Regions from separate parts of the Mus musculus genome. Here regions 1 and 3 are each linked to region 2. A link is a loop called in an ENCODE intact Hi-C map of the cell type or tissue named here. Cell type or tissue: left cerebral cortex. All regions are shown on one strand. Links, peaks and the distances in the headings refer to the core of each region. The heading gives the core; the rest is flanking DNA.

Region 1 (5,389 bases), core at 1,834-4,333, 130 kb before region 2:
CCATAATCTTACAGAAACAAATTAAATTTCTGCCACAGCAGAAACTGAAGGACAGGCTAAGGCTGTATTGACCAAAGGACAGCCCGCTGTCTGGGTTCAAGAAGATGCTTAAGTCCTGGGTAATGTTTGCAGCATGTAGGAGTTTGTGTCATGATGTTCTCTGTGGAAGCACACATCTGGACTCTTTCAGATGGCCCTGGAATGTTCTCCCTCATATCTAGAATAAAAACCTTCTCCTCCTCCACCTTACCTAGGAGTACTGATGTCTGCCTTCTCACTCTCTCTCTCTCTCTCTCTCTCTCTCTCTCTCTCTCTCTCTCTCATTGATTTTGACTCCACTAAAGAGGATGGATGCACACTTGATGTAAATGGCTGTGAGTGAAAGTATTACTTCATATTACTATAAAAGTAATATGAAGACAGACATGCCCCTTACAATGAGGCTCTATCTCAAGTACTTATATACTTTAGTCTGCTCTTATCACAAGTCTATGAGAAAAGTACTAGTCTTAAATCTCAAGTTTAAATTAAGAAATTCAGGCAGGTAGGATGAGGAAATTTATGATTTACAAATGTGAAGTATGATTTTTAAGAATCCCTGCTTTGGGGGTTAGGAGTTGGATTTGAACAAAACATTTTATACACATGCATGAAATTCTCACACAATGGATTTTAAAACTCCATGATCTTAACCTTGTATATGGCTCCCTGGATGGAGCACTGTGGACCTTTGAAAAGTTTTGGCTTGAAATTTAGCCAGAGGTTCTTGTTTTCCCATATCAGAAGTGTAGCTTCCTGCAAGTAATTCATTGCTTCTGAAGTTCTACCATGTGTGTGAATGGACCATTTGGAACGTTAGAAGCAAAAGGAGCCTTGGTGGGCTAGGGATGTAATTCGATTGTTTGAATGTTTGTCTAGAATGTACAAAGCCCTGCATTTGATACCCAGCATCCCATAACCTGAATGGTGGTGCAGAGCTGTAATCCCAGCACTTGGCAGGTGAAGGTAAGGTGATCCTTATCTTCAAGATTCAAGATCCTCTTCAGCTACACTGTGTATTTAAGGTTAGCCTGAGTTAGCTACATGAAACCCTGGTTCAAGACTAAATACATGCATAGATAAGAAAAATAAAATAAACACAAAGTAAGAGATTTAATGCTTTAACTTAATAAGGAGATTGAAGCCCAGAGACTCAGTTACCCCACCCAATGTCATGGAGACTGTGAGTGTTTGGATTTGGTAGCTTAGCTGACCAACACTGTTATCGTTATGATATGGCCTCGAACAACCTTAAATTCAAGTCTTGGCCTTAACACACATGAGAGTAACAGATTCACTTCCTATAACTCAGAGCTTTTCATGGAAGAAGAATCTGTTGCAGAACATTTTATCACACTGTGAGCCCAGAGATTGTGTTATTTACTGAAACTGAAACAAAACAAAATAAAACAAAACTGTTTCTAGTTGCGGTGTGGATCAGCCCTTAGCATACACCTTTAATCCCAAACAACGAGAGTAAAGCTAGTTGGCAGAAGGAAGAAGCCATGTTTGAATGTGATGTCTAATTGAGTGGCAGACAAAGTGATGAACCAGAGAAAGATTTGACAGAATGGGATGTGCCCAAGTTTCACAAGAAGAGAGAGGAAAGGGAAGAAGGTACTGAGGGGCAGTGCAGAGAAAAAAAGAGGAAAGAGGTAGTTTTACAGGAGAGTTTTACAGAGACAGGTTGGAGAGAGAGAGAGAGAGAGAGAGAGAGAGAGAGAGAGAGAGAGAGAACAAACTAGACACAGGTGAAGACAGAAGGTGCTGCAGAATGAGGAGACAGAAGGTTAAAGCAGATTGCCAGGGTTAGTTAGAGGCCAAGCAGATCAATTCAGTCAGAGGCAGAGAGAGAAGCCAGATTGAATCAGTCATCTTGGAGAGGAGTTTGGGCCAGAATAGCTGGGTTGAACCAGCTAGCTAGAGCTCAGGAAGGACTAGGAGGGAGTGAACTTATTCAGTAGCAAGCCTCAGAGGCTGAAAACATTCTAGGCCTAAATAAGATTGGACAGAGGCTAGAAGCTTCCAGAACTAGGCCTAGGTTAGCAGATGGAGGCAGTAAGCCTCAAAGACAACAATTAGAACAGGAAACTAAAAGTTACTTTTACAAAAGGTATACATTACGTGGGCATATTTTTAATGTATTTAAGCTGCTAAGTGAACTGATCTCCTGTCTCTGCCTACCTACTTTTTGAGGGTTATTTGAAGTAAGGTATTATTTGCCCCTTAGGAAGGAGGAGACATATTATACAGATTATTGTTTTTGGACAGGTATCTTTAATCTGTGACTTTTCTTTGTGTTAATCTAAAGGCACACTTAATGTCTGATAAGCTAAGGAACCATTTTTTTTAACCTGAGGACTTCAAATAATCATAGCTTATCTAAAGAGGAAATAGATACACATTCTACATGCTGCTCTGCAAACCACACTTTAGTTGTACTGTGAAAGCTCTCAGAGAAGCTAGAAGCCTCCCCCAAACTCAGTTCTGGGAACTTGAGGACACTCTACCTTCTCCTGATGACTGCCCAGACACCCTGCAGGCTCGAGTCTGCTTGAAATCTTTGAGCCCTCTGCAAGTTCAATACTCTAATAAGATTTTCCCCCCACATAATCCCATAATGCTGAATTTTATTGCAGCCTCAAACAAAAATCCTATTTCCCCAGCTGTGTGTGTGCGCGTCCTCAGAGCCATGGTTATGCCTGGCGTGGAAGGTCAGTTTAATAAACATTCGGTTATCACAACAGTGGGGAAAAAAATCCGCTGGTTAACTTTCAGAGCAGATTTGCTTCCCGGAACATATATGCATCTCCTCTCAGGCATAATGGCCTCCCCTGACCTTGAGGAATCCCCAGGATCCGTGGGGACTGCTGAATAATTGACAACCAAGCCTCATTAATCTCACAGTTTCCTGTTGGAGCTCCCGAAGTGCAGGCCCAACCTCAGCAGGTTCACTGTTCTAGCTCCTGTAAGCGCACGACCATCCCTTGGCTACTCACTGATGTAGAAGCTGAGCGATTTTGCTGACTGGCTTTTCCGAGTCTCACAGGCCCCCGAGGAGCTAAAGGTTGTCACTGAGAGTTTGTATTTCCCAGGCTCCTTCAGTTCTGCAACGAATTCATGGGCTTCTTCATCCACTGTCAAATAGTCAGTAAAGTTCTCTGGATCAAAGGCAAAAGGCAAAAAATTAAAACGAGAACATACTTGGATTGACGCCCGGAAGGGCCCAGGGAGGGCAAACTGATGAGGTTTGTAAAATGTGTATCTATGATTGTCCTCCTTTCTTACATTCCAAGTTCAACCTTAACCTTTACGGCAAAGGCGCTATAAACAAGGAAATGCAACTCAAACTCATATTGTACTTATAAAACTAGAATATCAGACCTGAAATATAGTGTTCAACTCCATCACATGGAGGCCTGGTACGCTGCCCACACCCACCTCACTGAATCATGTACACAAGAGACTGTTAGGCGAGGGCAGCATCCACCGCCCTCCCTGGAAGAGAAGAAATAGCACTCATTAAATACCTCACAAGTTCCTTGTAACACTAAATTATTATTATTTTTTTAATATTGGCTTACTTCTAGTTTATAAGGTGTCTTGGTTTTATTTTTCTTCATCTATTTGCCCAAGCACCATTAAAGGTGATATTATTCTGCATCTGTCTCCTGATACATAGTATTTCATTTGAATCTGTTATTGCTTGACTTCAAAGGAGCACTGTATACTCAGAAAAAAAATGCACGATTTAATTGAACTTTCTTGAAAATAGGCAGTTAAAAAGTGTTCTGAGTTACAAGATATTTTGTTCTAGAGAGTAACCTGAGGAACTGGAAAAGATTAAAGGAGCGAATAAAATGATCAATAAAACAAAACAAAACAAAACAAAACAGACAACTCAGCCAAATGACGACTTTTGACTTAAATACCTAAAACGACAATTTCGATTTTGTGCAGTTTTAGAGTGTAGCTGATTATTATTATCTAGAAGTAGAGAATAAAGAAATATTTTGTCTCATTTCACTAAATAGGAGTTAACTCTCTTCCACAGTAAGCTGACATGATTCTAATTGCACACCATGAAATTAAGGCAGCCTTTCTAATTTCAGACTTGATGACTTGACAACCTTTGTCATCCTAATATGAGACAGGAGAATAGAAATGATGTAGCCCTTGTCAAGTCCCAGCAAACAAGAAACAACAAGAAAAGCTTGGTGATCAACAATGGAGCTGTGCTATGTCTGTCTTTTCACAAATGTATAGACTATAATAAATAAATATAATATATAACATAATGTAATATATAATGATAGAGAACTTGGGAGGCATATTGGCAATCACCTATACTCTCAGCACTTGGAGGTAAAGGTATGTCACAAGTTCAGGGTCATCCTCAGATACCTGTCAAATTCGAGAGCCTAAGCTACATCAGACCCTGTCTCAAAAACAGCACACACACACACACACACACACACACACACACACACACACACACTGACAGACACAAATATATTCTCATATATATATGCACATACACACACACATATAATTTCCAATGATAGTTAAGTGAATCAAAACTATATTGTGAATACTGTCTTCTGCATATTTTCCACTTACTATCAATTTCTCAGGGTAAATCGGATGGCATCAAGCTAGCTAAGGAATTCACACATCTAGAAGGAGTCACTTTGTAGAAAGACTTTCCCTCGAATGCTCCTCGATTTTGCATATAAACAAACAGCATTCCTTAAGGATATTCTGTAATGTGTTTTGATGGCCCTACTCTTTAGTTAAATATTTCTAAATATAAGGCTCCCCTTTAGAGGCCTGGGGTATGGAAAATGCTGGGTAGAGAAATGTGTAAAACTTGCAATGACTGCAACTTACAAATCATCCAAATTTGAAGATTCTGATCTAATCCATGTATTTCGGTTTTCTGCTCTCTCAGGCAACACCAAGCAGTCAATTAAAGTCTCCCTTTGAGAGTGTCTGTCAATCTTCCTCCCTGAGTTCAGGTCCGCCCCTCCTTCCCCGTGCTCCCCAGTTCCATGTTGCTCCTCCCAACTCCCAAGGCCTCACCTTCCCTCTCTATGAGGATATTGAAGCCATCAAAGGCTGTGGGCGGTTTGGGTGGTAACCAGCTCAGAGTCATCTGCACAGGGAAGGCAGAGAAAGGGTCGGCTGTGGGCTTCTCTGTCCTATCGAGTGTGGTCTCAGTGTCATAGTCTGCTGGCAGCGCACTGACAAAGTCCTCCTCGTTTTCAGGGGCCGCGGATGCACTGTCCCACCAGAAGGGCTGTGATGTGCTTTCATAGTCTGTGCTATTCGGGTCAGGCCAAGCGGAGGA
Region 2 (5,389 bases), core at 1,130-3,629:
CTCCCACCAGGGCCTGCCTGCTTCCCATTGCTAGGCAGCCCCCCAGACCAGGCTCCGCCTCAGCCTTTCCAGAGTCTCCTAGGAAGAGTTGTTTGAGGGTTTCCCCTCTCTCTTATCTCAGGCCCTTCTCAACCCCCCCCCCCCGTTCCTTTGCCCTTGTATTTACAAGTGACACTACAAGTGACACTTAATGTTTTCGAAAAGAGGAGTGAATCTCAACTTCTATACCCCCCGACCTCAGTTCAATTCCCCCATAGCATCCTATAATCAGCTAGGGAAACTGAATAATTCTGTGCGTTTCCCCCTCTTATCCTGCTGCCCACACCTAGCTCACAGTATTTTACACGTATTTAGAATAAGTGTGTAATATATTCTCTCTGTGTGTGAACACACTAAGTACTCTGAATTATCCATGAATAACTAACTAATCTAAGAATTTAGAATCACAAGCAACGATTTCCATGAAGTGTGTCTCATGTCTACTTATCTGTCTCTAGAGGTTTTGTGTAGTTTTTGAAAGACAACTCTATATTAAAAATAAAAAGTGGGATTCATTATATTAAGTCATTTCTTTTTATCATGTAAATGTCCTGGGTGGGCCCTGAGGTGCTGGAATTTTGTTTTTATCCTTCAAAGTGTGGTATCAGGTGACAGAAAAGGGCACCCTGGCGGTGCACTTAGGAGTGTGTCACCAGCACTCTGGGACACAGCTGAGGAATGGTGGCCTGCTATAGGATCAGAGTCGTGTGTGCTCATCTTTTTCTACATGAGGACTATAAACTAAAGGTTTGGATTAGGAATTTTTGCATGAATAGATCGAGGCACTAACAGTTCTTCAGAAAACAGAACGAGGCTCTGGGCTTGTGTGTGAGTGTTTCCCTTGCTGGCACCAAAGCTACCTCAGTACACAGCCTTGATGGACTTCTGTTCAGCGCCCTCGTGCCTGTCCTTTGTTGGCCTGACTCTCATGCCCTCCCTCCCTCTCCCCCCCCCAAGGTTTTCCCTGCTTCCCACTTCTGGGCCAAACTCGAGTGCTTTCTAAGAAATGGCTCCTCAGACCTGCACTTTCAGAGCCTTTGGTCTGATATGTTTTTCTTTTATTTTGAAGCTTTTGAAAGTGGTTTTCCATTTCCAGCTACATCAAAGAGGCTCCACAGTGATCTAATTTCCAGACAGAGATGCTCAAGTTGGGGCCTAAGTGGTACTCACAAGATGCCAGAAGTTATTCTTTTAAATAGAGTTTTATTTTAGTATCAGTATGTGAATTAAATACATATGTAAGGTTAATTGTGCATATACATGTGTGTGTGTGTGTGTGTGTGTGTGTGTATACACACACACATATATATATTTGGGATAGGAATGTTTGATCTATTTTAGGCATTAGGAAGCAATTTTGCTCAAATATTAATCATATAAATGCAAAAGGTACTTTCAAAATAATGCATTACTTTAAATACCCCTACCTAACTGTATGCTTCACCTTCTCTCTGCTCAGTTAAATCACACATTGTGTACAGATGTGTACGTGGACCACTTTAGGGCAGCAGCAACATTAAGTGTTTAGTGCATCACCGCCCAGGAAAGCACTAGTAATTAGCATGATTAATATTCCATTAGCAGCATGTGACTACATGGCCTGAAGACTGGAAGTTTTATGTGGTAATCATAGAAGAGATCCTTTCCAGAGATAAACATTTTACATAGTGATCACAGAGGGAAAAAAATAGTCTTGCTTGTTCTTGTGTCTAAACCAATGACAGGATCACAAATTCTTACTGGAGACTCCCGCTAAGAATGCGTATGTGGCGTTGTCCGTGGTGTGCTGATTCAGACCACTAGCTGGTCTTCCATTGCTGTGTTTCTAAAACATGTTAAATCTTACTAAACTAGTTTAGAGAGTCCCAACAAGAATGGCCACAGGTAGCATTAATGTATGCAGTCATTTTGGTCCCCAGTTGCCTGAAAGTATCCATTAGGTTTTCCAGTCTCAACCATGCTGCTTCCTAAAGAGGGCTCAGAGCATTGTATTCTCTAGATGTCACTCTGTCTGGAGAAAGATAAACACAGAACAAAATGGACCCCCTTGTGCACTGAATTTTAAATGAAATGACTCTCAGAATGAAACAAAGCTGTTTACTTGGAAAAGGACAATAATGAGCAGTTAGCGATCTGAGAGACCGATGATGTTAAGTCTGAAAGATTATTTATTTGACTGGAAGAAATTGTTTGTTTTTTTTTAATAAGTAAAACTCTTGTTCTCGCCTCTGTGGGTCAGTCACATCTTTCTTTCACATACAAACAGGGGTAATAGCAGCCAGGGAACGCAGCGAGAATCCCTGCAAGAGCCCTAATGACGAGTCAATTGGGACTCCTGCACTGCCCAGGCCAATGAAGCTCAACTGTGTCGCCCAGAGACAGCTCTATAATGCAGTTCCACGTGTGCAGTCCCAGCTTCCAGGACTGAAATAGCTTGCAAGGCTGTCAGCAGTTTCAGTATTAGACAGTTGCTCATGTGGTGGTGGGGGGGGGGGCGTGGAGGGACTCCTCATTGACAAATAATTTGCTTTGTGTAGATTACAGGGAGGAGGAAAACTTGACTCAGGAAGCATCAAACAGTACCCAACCTGGAAAACTCACCATAGATGTTAAGATTGCCAACCATGTTCCACAGATTGCAATGTTTACCGAGTGTGAACTGAAGATTACACGGAACGAGTTCTCAAGAGAAGGACAGTCAGCAACGCTCTGGTTTTCAGTCTCTTGGGGCATTTGTTTAGTGCTCTCCCTCTGATGAGGCCTGACTTCTCACCTAAGAACTGTGTTGACAACTCATAAGCTCCAAGTCTTTCAGAATGCACGTGATTGACAGCTCTCAGGTGAACAGCAGGATGGAGCTACCAAGACTCCTTCCACTTGCCAGGATGGGAAAGCAGGGGTACCCACCACCGAGGCTTGTATCCGCTTTCACATGTGTCCGCATCTCTTGTTAGCTCCTTCTTCCCGTCAATAATTCCTAAGACATCTTTTTTACTTTACTCCTTATATAGTTCTAAAAAAAAAGGCAAAAGGAAAAACTAGACCATAAAATGTAGTGTACATCATAACTCAGAAATGTCTATTTTAAAAACAAGAAGGCATGTATGTGTAGAAAACATGAGTAGATATTTATCACTGGACACCAACTGTAAACGGCCTTATACTGGGAAGGCTGACTGCTATGGTTCAGATGATATTCCTTGTTTGGGGCCCGTGCGCAGGATTACTGGCTGTTTCTAGGGGCCCGTGCGCAGGATTACTGGCTGTTTCTAGTATTTAGATTGCCCTCAATCAGTGATCGACCTTGTATTTTTACACGTGATTTTTTTTCCTAAAAAAGTATAGTTAACAATATTAATTTCTAAAATATTTTTCCTGGTTGTTGTAGACATTGCTGTCAACTACTTAGCTCTTCCTCATCTCTAGCCTTTGCTAAAGTAAATTTCACTTTAAAGTTCTAACGTCCTGTTAGAATGCTTTAAGGAGGGCTGACCTTAGCTTGGAAGGAAGGAAGGTTAGAACCTGGCGGTGATTGGTAGCTGAAGAAAGACATAGCATGGGGTAGGTAGAAATGGCGTCTCCTCCTCCCTCCCTTCCTTCTTTACTTCCCTTCAAACTAAAAGTACACAACTTAGCTCTTAGTGTCTCCTGTGTGTCTAACATTCAAGAGCATCAAAATACACATCGCCTTTGAAATGGCTGCAAATGGGCAATTACAGAGAATTTGATGATGAAGATTCCAGAAGCTGTATACAGATCATGAAACCATTAATCATAAGTTTGGAGAAATGCACTGTCCAAATGGTAAGGATTCTACCAACAGGCACAATTGTGTTTCATTGACATCTGTACACAGACACAGTAAACCTATTTTCATGCTAAAATTATAAAGCTGGTAATATCCCAAGGTCTATTTGTGAGAGAAGATGAGAAGTTGACTAGGGGGTGGGACGGGACATACTCCTGGTGGACTGAAGAAAGACGGAAAAGAAACCATTTGAGAAAGACATTGTACTAATTCAAGGGAAATTAGAACAATACAGTTTGTGGAAAAGCCACAAACTGTTATTGTTCTATTTATGTAAGTTCTTGGAAACTGCAAATCCACATATCCAAAAGAGGATCAGTGATTTCCAAGGCTTGGAAGTAGTGGATAAAGTCAGCCAGAAAGGAACCAGAGGAACTCTTGGATAGAGATGCCCTAAATTTTTACTTGGGTGCCTATCATATCTTGGCACTTACAAACTTTAGTTATATACACCTTACTATAGCTGCATTAACCAAGAGTTAGTAAACGACTTAGACCAGTGGTTCTCAACCTGTGGGTCGGGAACCCTTTGGGGTTCAAATGACTGTTTGATAGCAGTTTCACATCAGATATTCTATACATCAGATATTTACATTACAATTTATAGCAGTAGCCAAATTATAGTTATGATATAACAGTGAATATAATTCCATGGTTGAGGTTCCCTGCAACCCGGGGAATCATATGAAAAGGCCACAGCACTGGGAAGGTGGAGAGCCACTGAAGTCGATGGATCTCAACTTATCTTCAAACTCATTAAATTGTGCATACAATATAAAACTTCCATCTTGGTTTTTGTATAGAATCTCTCACTGGAACCTGGGGCTGGCCAATTAGGCCAAGTTGGTGAACCAGCAAATTCCAAAGATCTGCCTCTCTTCCTCTAAAGCAAATGGGCTCTATTATGCTTTTCTCCCCCCTCCACTCCTCCTCCACCTCTTTTCCCTCCTCCTCTCCCTCCCCTCCTCCTCCCCCTCTTCCTCCCTTTTTACATAGCTGCTGGGAGTTAAACTATGGTCCTGCTGCTTATGTGGCAAACGCTTCACCGACTGAGTTAGGTCCACAGCCCCCCCCCCAAAACCTATTTGCATGTCAGTTTATACCTCCAAAGACTAATTTCAGAAGATTTAATGCTTATCTATGTGTCAGCATTTTAAACATCATTTCAAAATAATTAACAATCAGAATTCTAGATCAAATTCAGTTTGCTGATTACAGGTCTGGTTCCCTCAGCATCTCTTTAGACGTAACCTCAGAATCCATCTTATAAAATGAATTCTTTCTCTTCCCTTTTGTATTACAGATCAATTAACTACTATGCCACTTAGTAAGTATATTTTTCCAACTCCTGCCATCATGCGCATAAGAGAAAGATGAAGATACAGTCGTTGATTTCTGGGAGCTGACAGTCTAGCAGGAAAGATGTCACAAGTTAGGTGCAAAGATGGAGACAGATACTAACAGTATTCAGGAGAGGCAGAGGTAATTGACAGATCCTGAAGCCAGAAATTCAGGATTCTTTCTTAAATAGAAGAGTACAGT
Region 3 (5,389 bases), core at 1,834-4,333, 110 kb before region 2:
TTTAGTTTAAAACAAAAGTTTTAAGAGGTTGGAGACTAATGATAAGACAAGTGTAGTCTACCTTTAGGTTATAAAGGAGAAACCAGCTATATTACCACTGTAAAGCAAAAGTGCATTTCCCTACACAGACTGTTCGCTCCACAACTCTCCTGAGGAAAATGACCAGTTGATAAAGCAGGACACCTTCCCTCTGAAGATCTGAAGTGAAGTAGCTGGGCAAATGAGCAGAATCAGACACAGCAAAACTGGAATTCTGCTCATAAAAACAGATGGCTTTATTCCAGAAAGTGCGGGGAGAAATCAGAGACAAAGAGATAAGAAAGCCGTGGAAAGAGGAGCCAGCAAGACAGTGTGATGCTGGGAAGAAGAAGGGGCAGGCAGCCAATGGAAACACAGATGGAGACGGAGCGAAGGCCACTGTGAACCTGGAAATGCCTAATCTTGTGTTTGAAGATGGCGTTTTAATCAGTGCGTGTTTCTCTCTCCTGGGCTCCCAGTCTGTGGGACTCCCAGATCCTGGGTGTGATCCGGAAGCTTCAGGATCCACTAAGAAGGCTGTCCTCCTTCACACTAGCATGGTAGGGCATAGAAACGGCCTGAGAGGAAGCTGGCACCGGAAGGGAGAGGAGTCAGCGCGAATGAGGGTGGCCACTAAGTTACTAAAATTCTTACGGGGGAGGGGTTTGAAATTGTATCAGAGTGGACTGGATTTGAAGCCCACTTTCTTGAACTGTCCATGAGAAGGGAAACATTTCTGACTACAGCATGAACGCCTGGATGACAATAGGCAGAGACGGGGGGTGGGGATGATGAAGTGATTTAGGAAAGATGATGGCAATTGGGGTCTGAGAAAGACTAAGAAGGCATAGTCCGCTAAGCCCAGTGAGTTGACTGGTGCGTGTGCATGCACGTGTGCGCGCACACACACAGACACACGCAGATACACACTCACTTCACTGTCATAACCAGCAGGCTGTGCAGGCAGATACGGTGAGGGAAGAAAGAGGATGACCCATAGTGTTACTTTGGTACGGCTTAATGCACATCCAAATGCAGGTGCTAGGTAAGGAGTCAAATGTGTGCACTTCAATTCAGAAGAGAGGTCCGATCCTAACATTTAGAAGAAATAGTAGGTTCCCTACATGGTCTGTGACCTCCCTAGTCTCTGGCTTTTGACTATGCTAACAGGGCCCGGCCTTGGAACTAGTCTTAATCTACTCTCTGTCTCTCTGAGTCTCTCTCTCTGTCTCTGTCTCTCTTCCTCACACCCCTTCTCTCCAAGATAGGATTTCTCTGTATATCACTGGCTGTCTGGAACTTTCTTTGTAGACCAAGCAGGCCTTGAACTAAGCAAGCCTTCAACTCACAGTGATCCACCTGCCGCTGCCTCCTGATTGCTGGGACTAAAGGCATACGCCATCAGGCCCAGCTCTTCTCTCCTCTTTAAAATGCCAAGTTGGTGGCTGGAGAGACAGCCCAGCTGTTAAGAAACCACATGCTGCTCTTGCAGAGGAGTTTGATTCCCAGCACCCACATCAGGCTGCTCACAACCTCCTCCACCTTCGGCTCGCACAGATCTGATGCCTTCCTCTGGCCCCTACAGTCACCTGAATTCACGTGCATATACCACTCCCCCATAAATACCCCGCCACGCAAAGAAACACAATTTCAAAAGACTGCTTACTGATTATGAAGAATAACATGTAAAATAATAGTCTCTTGGTAAGGCGGTATATATAAGAACAACAGGACTATGCAGGAAAATAACAGTGTTTTAATTACGATGTCATTTGCTCTCTAGAACACAGATAAATGAACTACACTCCAGACTTCCTAGTTTAGAGGGCAAGGTCAATGCTTCTTTTCACAACGACTCAAGCCATGGTTTGAATGGAAGCTGTCCTGAAACTCCAGTGATTGGCACTGTGGCAGCTTGGGGCGTGGCTTCGGATGCTTAGCGAGAGGTCTTGGCTTTTCCTCAAAGGCGTAGGCACGCCCTCTCCTGTGACTTTTAAGAGCACCTTGCTGTAGAGCAGTGGTTCTCACCCTTCCTAATGCTGTGCCCTTTTAGCACAGTTCCTCAAGTTGCGGTGACCACCAACCATAAAATCATCTCCATTGCTACTTTCATAACTGTAACTCTGCTACTGGTGTGAGTTGTAATATAAACATCTGATTCACGGGAGATCTGATATGTGACCCCTAAGAAAGGGTGGTCTTACCACCAACGGGGTCATGACCTGCGGGTTGAGAACTGTGGCTCTGGAGTGAGGCTGCCTCCCCTCCCCCTCTCTCATACTGCCATCCGCATTGGCTTTTTAAAAATGCAATATTATAGAACAGCATGAGACTCTTATTAGATGCTTCTTTCCATCTGAACATGGAACTACACTCCATTCCTTTGTATCTGAACCAGCCACAGATGTCTTTGTCATAGTAATGAAGACAGATGGAGACAGCTATATGGCACGAAGGTTGGAAACTATGTGGCATAGCTGGGTCTGTCCTAAGTGTCCAACCAATCACAACTCTGGCCGTGAAAGGCAGACAGAAAGGAGAAAGAAAGACTTGCACTTCTTCCCGAGTGCTAAGCTGAGCTAGCTGTTTTAGGCTGTCACTCAGAACCCTTCACCGTTTGCCATCCTAGTGTCTCTACCAAAACTGTTCCATCACAATTTTAAAGAACTCAGCCGACAACTAAAACTCAGCAGCATCCTCCTGCCTCAAGCATTCTCTGCTTCTGCAGTCCTACTTAGGTGTCCCTTCAGGGTAAAGTTTCCCTTCCCTCACTGTGGATGTTTCGCACTGCGAAATCGGTGTCTTGTGATCTTACAATCCGTATCAAGACCTCTTGGGACAGATCCCTCTAGATGCTGAACTTTTCAACTCTGGTAACAGACTGACTGTCCTTACTCAAGAAGCACAAGTCATTTCCCATGTCCTTTCTCCTTTGCCCCTGGATCTCTCGACCTTCAAACGCATATTTAAAGCATCTCAAAGCGATTCATAAGGAGGAAGCATGTCAGGTTCTCTGTCGGAGGGAGAGCAAAACTGGGGCATTTGTCTCGTTGATCTTTATTTCTCGGAGATAACCGGGCACCAGTGCATGAGTTGGGTGCTCAGTTATTCACTCCTGCTATTTAGACTCAGAAGAAGATGGAAACAACAATATGATATTTATGTTTTGTAAATGAAGCTCAAAAATACCCTTGTCTTTGAGAACAGCTGTAGAAAGACAGTCGGCCGCCTACTGTGCTCAGTGAAAGGCTCCATTCTTCAGAAAGTTGCACATGTGCATAAAGAAGCCTCTCACACTGGGTGTTGGGACATGTCATGACGTTTCCGTGACACATTGACCTTGTTAGCTGCCATTTCACTGTCCAGTATTTTCCTGTTTTCATTATCATATCATTTAAAAAGTGTAAAAAAAAAAAGAAATTTTGCATTATTTTTGAAAGCAAAATAGTTATTCTAGTAATATTTAATTAGTATTTAATAAGTAATATTTAATACTTAATAAGTGTTTAATATTAAGTAGTTAATATTTTTGAAAGTAGTTAATTAATAACCCAGTAGATAACATTAGTGAGTTTCATGGCAGTGGTGAACTAGTGTGTAGTATTACTCAGAAATGTCCTAGCCTCTTTTACACATATCCTTGTTTATAAAGACAGTTGCTCTTGGTGTCTGGACACAAGTACTAGGCCAGTGTACAACAATCTATATCGTTTAGGGTAGGACATTTCCATTTATGGCATTTCATTCATTCATAATAAAGTCATAGCATGAACACTATTCACAGACAGCTGAGGGCGAAAGCGTCATCATCTGAAGCCAATGCCCACACGGTGGATCTTCTGAGACGTGCCTTTCCTATCTCGAACACCCTGAAAATCAGCTTGAAACATCAATGCTGAGTTTTCCTTTCCTAAGCACTGGCTCTCTGTTCCCTCTTTCTACGTCTCCCATTTCCTCTCTTTAGGCCTTTTCTCCTGTCAGCTCTGTGTCTGTTCTCTAAGCTTCCTGGTAGATTTTAGCCTCATAGGTATAAAAACCATCTTGTTGTCTAACACATTGCTTTGTTCTTTGGACTTTTATAAATGTTTGCAAAGTATGTCTATCTCAGTAGATTCACTGAACCCTTACCTACAGATCCTTACTGTGCCGACAGCTTATCCCCATGTCTCAGATCTGATAGGCAGATCTCTATTTCTATTTTGCTAAGGTGAAGCCCTGATCACTAGAGATAGAGGTGGGGAAAAAAAAGAAATTCTGGCCCAAGTAAGGGAGACAATAAGACAGGGAAATGGAAAGGAATATAGAGCAGGATGGGACCCAAGAGAGGAGGAAATGAAGTACAAAGGGTAAGTGGGACGTGAGAGAAAAGCTACAAATTAAGAATAAGGGTAGATGATCAATGAAAACTGAACCCTGATATCTTACGCCTGCTTCGCTATTCTTTACTTGTATTACAAATTACTTCATCTCTCTCTCTCACTATTGGGCAGATACAACTCAAGCTGAGCAGTGGGTACATCTCACTTGTCTCCTTTCCAGCCATCATTCTCCCCATCTTCTCCGTACCTAGGCTACAATTTGTTTCTGACTTTCAGGGAATTATACCTTCATAGCAACACACAGATTAACTCATTAATAAATCATCAGTTGCTATGGAAACTATGAGACATACAATCATCCATGTTCACTTGACTGGTCTATGTGTGGGGAGTCAGATGGTGGATGGCCTTTGTTTAATAAGTCTGCAGAGTTATGAATGAATAAAGCTGAGCTCATGAGTCATTTTTAAGCTTTAAGGAATACGCATCCGGTATCCTTTTAGACACTATCGGGATCTGTTTTCTTCGGTCACTTCTCCTAAGATTTTTCTATTAGCTTAAGCTTTTAGGAAGCAAATCATAGACTACTTGCTCAACTAATTTACTAATATTTTATAATAACATATTTTTCAAACATGGTTGTACATAATTTGTGATAGGTAATAGGAATAATTACGTATACTTAGTGCTTAACGGGGCGATTCTTTTGTTTGGGATCTGAAATGCTATTTACATGATGCATTAGCTTAGTTGATTAATGGGTCTTGGGTGTAATCCATTTAGCACTCAATGTGTGAGAGATTTTTACTTATCAGGTAATTATTGTTTAAGTCCAAACTGACTGCTGCAGTGAAAATGAGAAATGAATAACAACAACAACAGTTGGCATATGTTAAGTACATGATATATCCCTATTTATCTATTATTATTATTATTATTATTTAATCAATGACTAGGAAGTACTTCAAATACAAATTCAAGCAGCAATTTCACATTATTTCCTCATGATCAATACAGGAGCATATTTGTGAGACCAAAACAAAATCCTGCCA

Evidence for each region. A loop is a pair of places that touch in the nucleus more often than their neighbours do. Peaks named below come from ENCODE experiments on the same cell type or tissue, not always from the same donor. Only the 100,000 strongest peaks of a DNase experiment are listed, where the experiment ranks them.
Region 1: a loop joins it to region 2, with 2.5 times the contacts of the local background. A loop is called at or near these places in 2 of 42 quality-filtered maps.
Region 3: it touches region 2 in a loop (2.0-fold over the local background); 5 of 42 quality-filtered maps call a loop at or near these places.

What each region holds. Positions count from the first base shown.
Region 1 is chr6:137,380,380-137,385,768 of GRCm38, reverse strand. It overlaps Ptpro (protein tyrosine phosphatase, receptor type, O), which reads right to left. Exons shown (of 27, transcript NM_011216.3): 5 at 5,122-5,389; 6 at 3,039-3,200. Among named protein-coding and RNA genes, the nearest start is that of Gm52924, 110 kb to the right of the region's middle. In left cerebral cortex, for the core only: no CTCF peak of the experiment used is centred there; no DNase peak of the experiment used is centred there.
Region 2 is chr6:137,246,882-137,252,270 of GRCm38, reverse strand. No RefSeq gene overlaps it. Among named protein-coding and RNA genes, the nearest start is that of Ptpro, 2.7 kb to the left of the region's middle. In left cerebral cortex, for the core only: no CTCF peak of the experiment used is centred there; a DNase peak (open chromatin) is centred at 2,392.
Region 3 is chr6:137,355,352-137,360,740 of GRCm38, reverse strand. The region is part of intron 1 of Ptpro (protein tyrosine phosphatase, receptor type, O); the gene reads right to left. Among named protein-coding and RNA genes, the nearest start is that of Gm52924, 84 kb to the right of the region's middle. In left cerebral cortex, for the core only: no CTCF peak of the experiment used is centred there; DNase peaks (open chromatin) are centred at 1,948 and 3,220.